Regions from separate parts of the Homo sapiens genome. Here region 1 is linked to region 2. Evidence: chromatin contacts called from ENCODE Hi-C or POLR2A ChIA-PET data. All regions are on one chromosome and are shown on one strand. Each heading gives the region's core, a stretch centred on a gene start or an enhancer-like site at or near the end of the contact. The rest is flanking DNA. Distances are from core to core; before and after follow the strand shown. Region 1 overlaps AKAP13 (A-kinase anchoring protein 13). Region 2 has its middle 50 kb from the start of MIR7706.

Region 1 (3,235 bases), core at 82-2,581, 200 kb after region 2:
GTGGGATGGGGGCATAGAGTACTGTTTTATTGTGTTCATTTTTATTAATGAAACTGTGAATTTAGACCAAGCAGTGATTTCATAGTGGAAGATGGAACAGGATGTTTAGTGGGTTTTGTATACTATTTTTGTAAAAGGCTTTGGTGCAGAATCTTTCATAAAATGAAATCTATTTTCAGCATGTCTGTTATTTATTTTTAGAATTCACAGCAAGAGTTCTTGTTTGAAGAACTACAAACCTTTATTGACTCCAAATTTGACTCAGCTCTGTTATATTTTCCTTTTCTTTTTCACTGATAAGGGAGGGTACTTTATAAAGTAGATTTGTCATTAAAAAAGAATAATACATTTACCTGATCAGAAGTTCTTTTGGGTTTAAAGAAAAAAATTGCAGCCCAGATTGCAACAAATGGTCTGAGTTATAATATGTTATGTCTTTCTTTTTCTTTCTCTCTTTTTTTTTGTTTTGTTTTGAGACAGAGTCTCACTCTTTTGTCCAGGCTGAAGTGCAGTGGCACAATCACAGATCATTGCAGGCTTGACTTCCCAGGCTGAAGTTATTCTTATACCTCAGCCTCCCAAGTAGCACTCACCATCGTAAGTGGCACGTGTGTGTGTCCATCATAAGTGGCTGGCACGTGTGTGTGTGTGTAGATGGTGTCTCCCTGTGTTGCCCAAGCTGGTCTCAAACTTCTGGTCTAAGTGATCCTTCTGCCTCCACCTAGCAAAGTGTTGGGATTACAGGCGTGACCCACCATACCTGGCCTCTTTCATTTCTCGTCAACCAAGAATTACTTTCTAGCAGCAGGTGTCCAGTATTACCAAATGGAATAGCATATTTGAAAAGAAGTTGTAGACTTTTAATTTAATGGGCTTCATTAGAGAATTCTGACACCCCCCATCCCCCAGCCTGGCCCTGCCCCTGGCAACGCCTGTCAAGGTAATCAGTTATTTTTATTGGACTTTTTCTAACAGTCTCCCTATTCTGAAATACTCTCAAGCTATCTCTAGACAGATGAGATTTTATATTCTAGAAAACTTAAATTACTGTCCTAATGCTAGTTAGTACATATAGTGGTTATACTGGAAAAACAGAGTGAGAACTAGTTGAAGAGGAAAAAAATCTGTTGTCTACTGTCCTTAGTTGTAATTTTTTTTTTTTTTTTTTGAGAGGGTGTCTCGCTCTGTCGCCCAGGCTGGAGTGCAGTGGCGCGATCTCTGCTCACTGCAAGCTCCGCCTCCTGGGTTCAGGCCATTCTCCTGCCTCAGCCTCCCGAGTTCCCGAGTAGCTGGGACTACAGGCGCCCGCCACCACGCCCGGCTAAGTTTTTGTGTTTTTTAGTAGAGACGGGGTTTCACCGTGTTAGCCAGGATGGTCTTGATCTCCTGACCTCGTGATCCGCCCGCCTTGGCCTCCCACAGTGCTGGGATTACAAGCGTGAGCCACCGCACCCGGCCCTGTTGTAATGTTAGGAGGAAATTATATATTTCATAACTTTGGAACCATGAACACAGCACTGGAATCCTAGGGCATACAATATTAAGGGAGTGATATCCTCCCAAGGGGGTGAAAATTGCCTTTTGGGACCAAAAAAAACTTACAGTGATATATAAAACACAGTTACACAAATTTGTGGTATATCTGTGGTATTAAAGTTTCATGAAGTGAGGAGTGAGTAGAGAATAATGTCTGAAAAGGCTCTTTGGGATATGATAATGGAAGAAAAGGCTGAGAAACACTGCCTTAGAGGTGTGGGCTGGAATATAGCGGAGCACATTTTTAGCATTAAATCTCTCCTTCCTCCTCTAAAATGCTCATGGTGAAATTCCTGTGCCTACTCTTTGTTCTCTTCTGATTAAATACTCCTGTACACATAGAGACATTTTACACATATACCAAATTTGCACACTACTATTAGGTCCCCAAAACCCAGCAGTGGGTGTATACTTCTGCACATAATCCTATTTCCTATTAGAGTCTGAATCTGAAGACTGAAAATTTGTTTCCTTTAACCCTATCATAGACACTTCATAAGGAAGAAAAAGACACCAGATTTTTAGAGACTTTGATGCGAAACTGAAGTAATAAAGATATTATTTTTATATTTTCCATCATTTTTTCTCTTAGAAGGTGACATCTGTGTGGGACTGGGCTTGGCTGGCCCAGCAAACACTTTTAGGGTTTCTTTTTGGATAGCTGATGAAACAAAGTTCCTATTGTTTCATCCTCAAAAGAGAGGGCCCAGATGGGATGCATTCCACTTTTAGCTTAATAGGAAATGAAGTAATTCTTGGGCTGTGCTTCAGCAGTTTTGTTTATCAGTAGCAATATTTCGTTTCCATGGGTGCGGTGCTCCATATAGTGAGAAGGAGCCTGCAGGAGAGCTCTCCCAACCTCGCACACACACACCTCCTGACCTGCCAGCATAAAAAAGGTGCAGATTAGGTGATTTTAAGAGGGTCATCAGTAGTTAAGTTTTTGTTTCTCACCTAGGTGCTCCTTGTGTTTTTGTTTATTCTTTCCCTCCTCACTTAATTTTTTTAGTTCTATAGTGCCAATGGCAAGCTTTGTTGGGCCATGCTGGAGAAGCTCTTTGTAGAGTATTAGGGATCTGTTTTCCTTGAGTTTCCTAAACAGAAGCATTTTAATAGCTAATAATAAAAACTACCAGTTTTAGTTGCCCATTTTATGCCAGATACTTTGTGCACAGCTCTAATGTTTTTAACAATCCGTAAGGTTGATGGTGTTCTCATTTTGTGTACAAGGAAAACAGGCTTCAAGGTTGAATGACTTTCTCAGGATAACCAAATCTGTTGCAGTGGAGCTGGAGTTCAAACCTAATATTTTCTACTTGACAGCTAATTGCCAGCATACTTGATGAGGATCCCTACAGTTTACTCAGCTGGGAGCAGACTTCTCCCACCCCATAATTTATATTTGTCTTGTAAGTGGACTTGATAGTGTGAGAAGTTCAGAAATTAATTCCTAATTTAAAATACGGAATTAAAGTTTGGGCTGTGTTTCTTCCAATAGTTTCTCTCTCTCCTTCCCCTCTCTAAATCCTCTAGAGTAGCTGCCTTCATAAGTTCAGTAAAATTTTCAGAACTTCCCTTTTTAAAAAAAGATTGGGATTTTTATTTTCCTTTCTTGTTACCAGGAAATTTAATCAAAGGAAAAACACCATGGAACTAACTGAAAATCCTGCTATTGTTCTTCCTACTGCAGCTTCTGTTT
Region 2 (3,341 bases), core at 673-3,172:
ATATATTTTTTTCTAGCATGAGAATGATGAAACTCTTCTTAAAACATTTTATTTTCTTTTTCCAAATAGTTGTTTCTAACTATAAAAGTAAAACATGTTTATTACAGAAACGTTTGGAAATTACCACAAGTATGAAGAAAAAACTTTCTTTCCCTATGGGGAAGGTAGACATTCTGTAGAACTGACAGATTCTACCTTATCTATCCTACACCAGTAATTCTCAACCAGGGGGCAATTTTGCCCCTCAAGTTGACATCTGGCAATGTCTGGAGGTATTTTGGGTTGTCATAGCTTGGGAGTGCTGCTGGCATCTTGTGGGTAGAGTCCAGGGATGCTGCCAAACAGCCTGCAGTGCACAGGACACTCGGCCTCCTGGTCAGCAAACTGTTAGGCAGCCCAAGATGTCAGCGGCACCACGGTTGAGAAACTGTTTTAGATTACAGCACACGTAAAGGAAGGATTTCTGGTTCCTTGCAGATGTTTGCTGCCTCTCTATCACATTAGTAAAATTAAGTTGAGGGAACTGAAACTGCTGGCTTTGGGTCTGTTTCTGGGTGCGCACACACGAGCTGCAGAAGTCTCACTGGTTTCAGTTATCTCTGGCTGCAGAACTTTTTTGTTTTCTTCCAGCCCAGACGACCTGAAGAAGCATAGATGCTACCCATAGATGAACGTGGCCTTTGGCTCTGCTCACACAGTTTCTCTTTAATCAAAGAAAGACCACAGTAAAGGATATTTACAAGGAAAGGGAAAGTGAAAGGGCGCGGAGAGAAGAGCAGAATCACCAAGGAAAACTCCTCCTACCATGGTCTCTGCAGCCAGCCTCCTTCTCACTGATGTCGGTGTTCTCACGATCCTTTTGCTCCTATTATTTAGTGACCTCGCCACTCTAAGTGTGGTGTCCAGTGCAGCAGAATTAGCACCACCTGGCATCTCCTTAGAAGTGCACAATCTCAGCCCTCCCCAGACCCTCGACTCAAAACTCTGCATTTTAACAAGATGCCCACGTGATTCATCGTATGCACGTTAACATTTGAGAAGCACTGCTCTGAGGTTTCCAAAAGGCAAAATAAAACTGCAGAGTGAACAGCTGCAAAACAGATGCAAAGTTAATCACGTGGGATCACATACGACTCCTCCAGGGGATTTATGACTCTCTGTGGATGGTAGCTGGTAATACAGAAAACAGAAATTTGAAGGAATATGTGGAAAAAAGTAAATGCTGTGCTGCAGCCCTTTGAGTGCCCTAAAGGGATTCACCTTGAGTTAGAGGAAATGCCGTGCCTAACCCCTGAAATAGTTTCATGTACCCTATGAGAGCTCAAGTGTTTGGTGCTTTTGTTTGGGGGGTTTGTTTGTTTTCATTAGGGAACAGAGAATTTATACTGGTGTTCCATGAAAGAAGAGAGATCTATTTGATTAGTATTTCCAACATAGCATTCCACAATACCAAAATTTGTAAGAGGAGTTGATATACGTTTTTAAATAACCTAGAAAATAAGTTAAGGCGAATGGGTCCGGTTCAACTTCAGGTCTGCTTTCAACCTACTCAAATTGGATTGATGTTGTTCATTCAACAAATATCAAGTCTCAGGATCTGTGCAAAGAAGAACTTCAAGGAAAGCAGCCACTAACAGCTGCAAACCCCTGCCATCGCTGCAGACAGCCCATGACAATCGAGGTGGGGAACAGATCTGCTGGGGAGGAGGGTAGGGCCGAGGGCGCAGCTACAGGAAGGAGCAAGGGGGAGTTCTGCACGCCCTTGTGGGTTAGGAAGCTGAGCTCACTGCAGAAATCAGCCTGGTCCTGAACCCTGGACCTGAGCTGCGTGGGGTACAGGTTCAGTCTGACTCATGCACTGGCCTGCGGAACAGACCACAACTCTGCCTGGTGAAGGTTTTCAAAGAACCATGTCAGCAAGTCCTGCTGCCTCCTCAGGCTCCGGAGCTGTGGCCCAGTTTAAGGTGAACAAGTCCCACAAGTCCCACAGGTCTGACTCCCATGACCATGTCCGGAAGCAGCCGCTAGAGGCTGCACTTGGTCCCTTCAAGGAAGAAACGAAAGGGCCTGAGCAAATTTGCAGCTGGCTTTGTTCTGCCTGGAACACTCTGTTCTTTCCTCACATCCTCCCGCCCCGCTGAGGGCTCTCTACACAGGCCTGCAGGAGATCACATGCCAGCCTGGAAGTTAGAGCACCCCGGGGCCTCTAAGTTACCAAGGGAGAGCTGGATGTGCCAAGTGGCCTCCTAAGGGACACTGCCTGGGGGCAGAAGGTTTTGGTTCTCTGATGAGAGGCAACTGTCCTCTGACTTCACTAGGATTCTGAAGCCCAGAGAACCGATTCAGAGAGAGGGCAATCGAGCGAGATGGAGACAGAATGGACCCAAATACTGTCCAAATGTTCAGTGTTCAGTGAGCCGGCTTCTGTCACAGTGAGGTACCTGAGGCGGGGACTGCTCCCCGGGAGGGTGAGTGGGAGTTGACTCTGCAGGGGGAGCTGAGTGGGGAGAAATCAATCAAGCAGAAAAGTGAAGCAGAAGTTTCTAGAGGCTTGCCCCACCTACCAGAGGAGTGTTCAGAGGTGCTTGAACTCTTAAGGTCACTGGACATTTTTAACTGGGGTGAGGACTCGGACAGATTCACAACAAGGCAAGCAGCAGAAAGTGGCTCCTGAAGTGCTTCTTGAGAAATGTGAGCCAACACATGACAATCACACACAACACCTGAGAGATGCTGGCATTGCTATAGGGAAGGGGTATGACCCACCCTTTGGGAGCACCCATTCCCCCTACCCCGCCCCGCTCTGTGTTTAGTGCTTTCTACGTTCCATTGTTAGTGATGTTCAGTGACCTCACAGCCCGGTGGGGCAAATATAAATATCCCCATTTCTCTAATGTGGAAAGTAGGACTGGAAGAGGTTAAGTAACTTGCCAGGGTCAGCTGGTAACAATGACAGAGCTATGATGCTTGTTTGTTTGATTTGGCTTGTAATCAGGTAATATAGTCATATGATTCAAAAATCAAAACCGTAGAAAGGGGGCCAGGCGCGGGGGCTCATGCCTGTAATCCCAGCACTTTGGCAGGCCAAGGTGGGCAGATCACCTGAGGTCAGGAGTTTGAGACCAGCGTGACCGACATGGTGAAACCCCATCTCCATTAAAAATACAAAAATCAGCCCGGCGTGGTGGCATGTGCCTATAATCCCAGCTACTGGGGAGGCTGAGGTAGGAGAATCTTTTGAGCCCAGGAGGTAGAGGTTGCAGTGAACCAAGATCATGCCACTGCATTCCAGCCTGGGTGACAGAGCATGACTCTGGCTCAAAAAAAAAAAAAAATCAAAA

The links. Hi-C counts contacts between places; a loop is a spot of excess contacts on that map. ChIA-PET counts read pairs that join two places held with the same protein, here RNA polymerase II (POLR2A). Pooled maps may share reads with other maps.
Region 1: a map of posterior vena cava shows a loop between it and region 2 (2.9-fold over the local background). The contact joins two enhancer-like sites. A Hi-C loop is called at or near these places in 2 of 168 maps with a recorded cell type or tissue (heart right ventricle and posterior vena cava), 3 of 37 single-sample maps with no recorded cell type and 5 of 50 pooled maps. POLR2A ChIA-PET finds 5 or more read pairs at or near these places in 3 of 52 experiments (WTC11, activated CD8-positive, alpha-beta memory T cell and endothelial cell of umbilical vein).

Annotation. Positions count from the first base shown.
Region 1 is chr15:85,525,805-85,529,039 of GRCh38, forward strand. The region is part of intron 3 of AKAP13 (A-kinase anchoring protein 13); the gene reads left to right. Among named protein-coding and RNA genes, the nearest start is that of AKAP13, 150 kb to the left of the region's middle. Within about 2 kb of position 1,332, at least 10 of the 41 ENCODE cell types and tissues checked have a DNase peak (open chromatin) inside an H3K27ac peak, as active enhancers do; they include heart right ventricle, where a contact is called at or near this core.
Region 2 is chr15:85,329,274-85,332,614 of GRCh38, forward strand. No RefSeq gene overlaps it. Among named protein-coding and RNA genes, the nearest start is that of MIR7706, 50 kb to the right of the region's middle. RefSeq lists enhancers at 314-503, 564-893, 1,095-1,264, 1,947-2,026, 2,117-2,426. Within about 2 kb of position 1,923, at least 32 of the 41 ENCODE cell types and tissues checked have a DNase peak (open chromatin) inside an H3K27ac peak, as active enhancers do; they include heart right ventricle, where a contact is called at or near this core.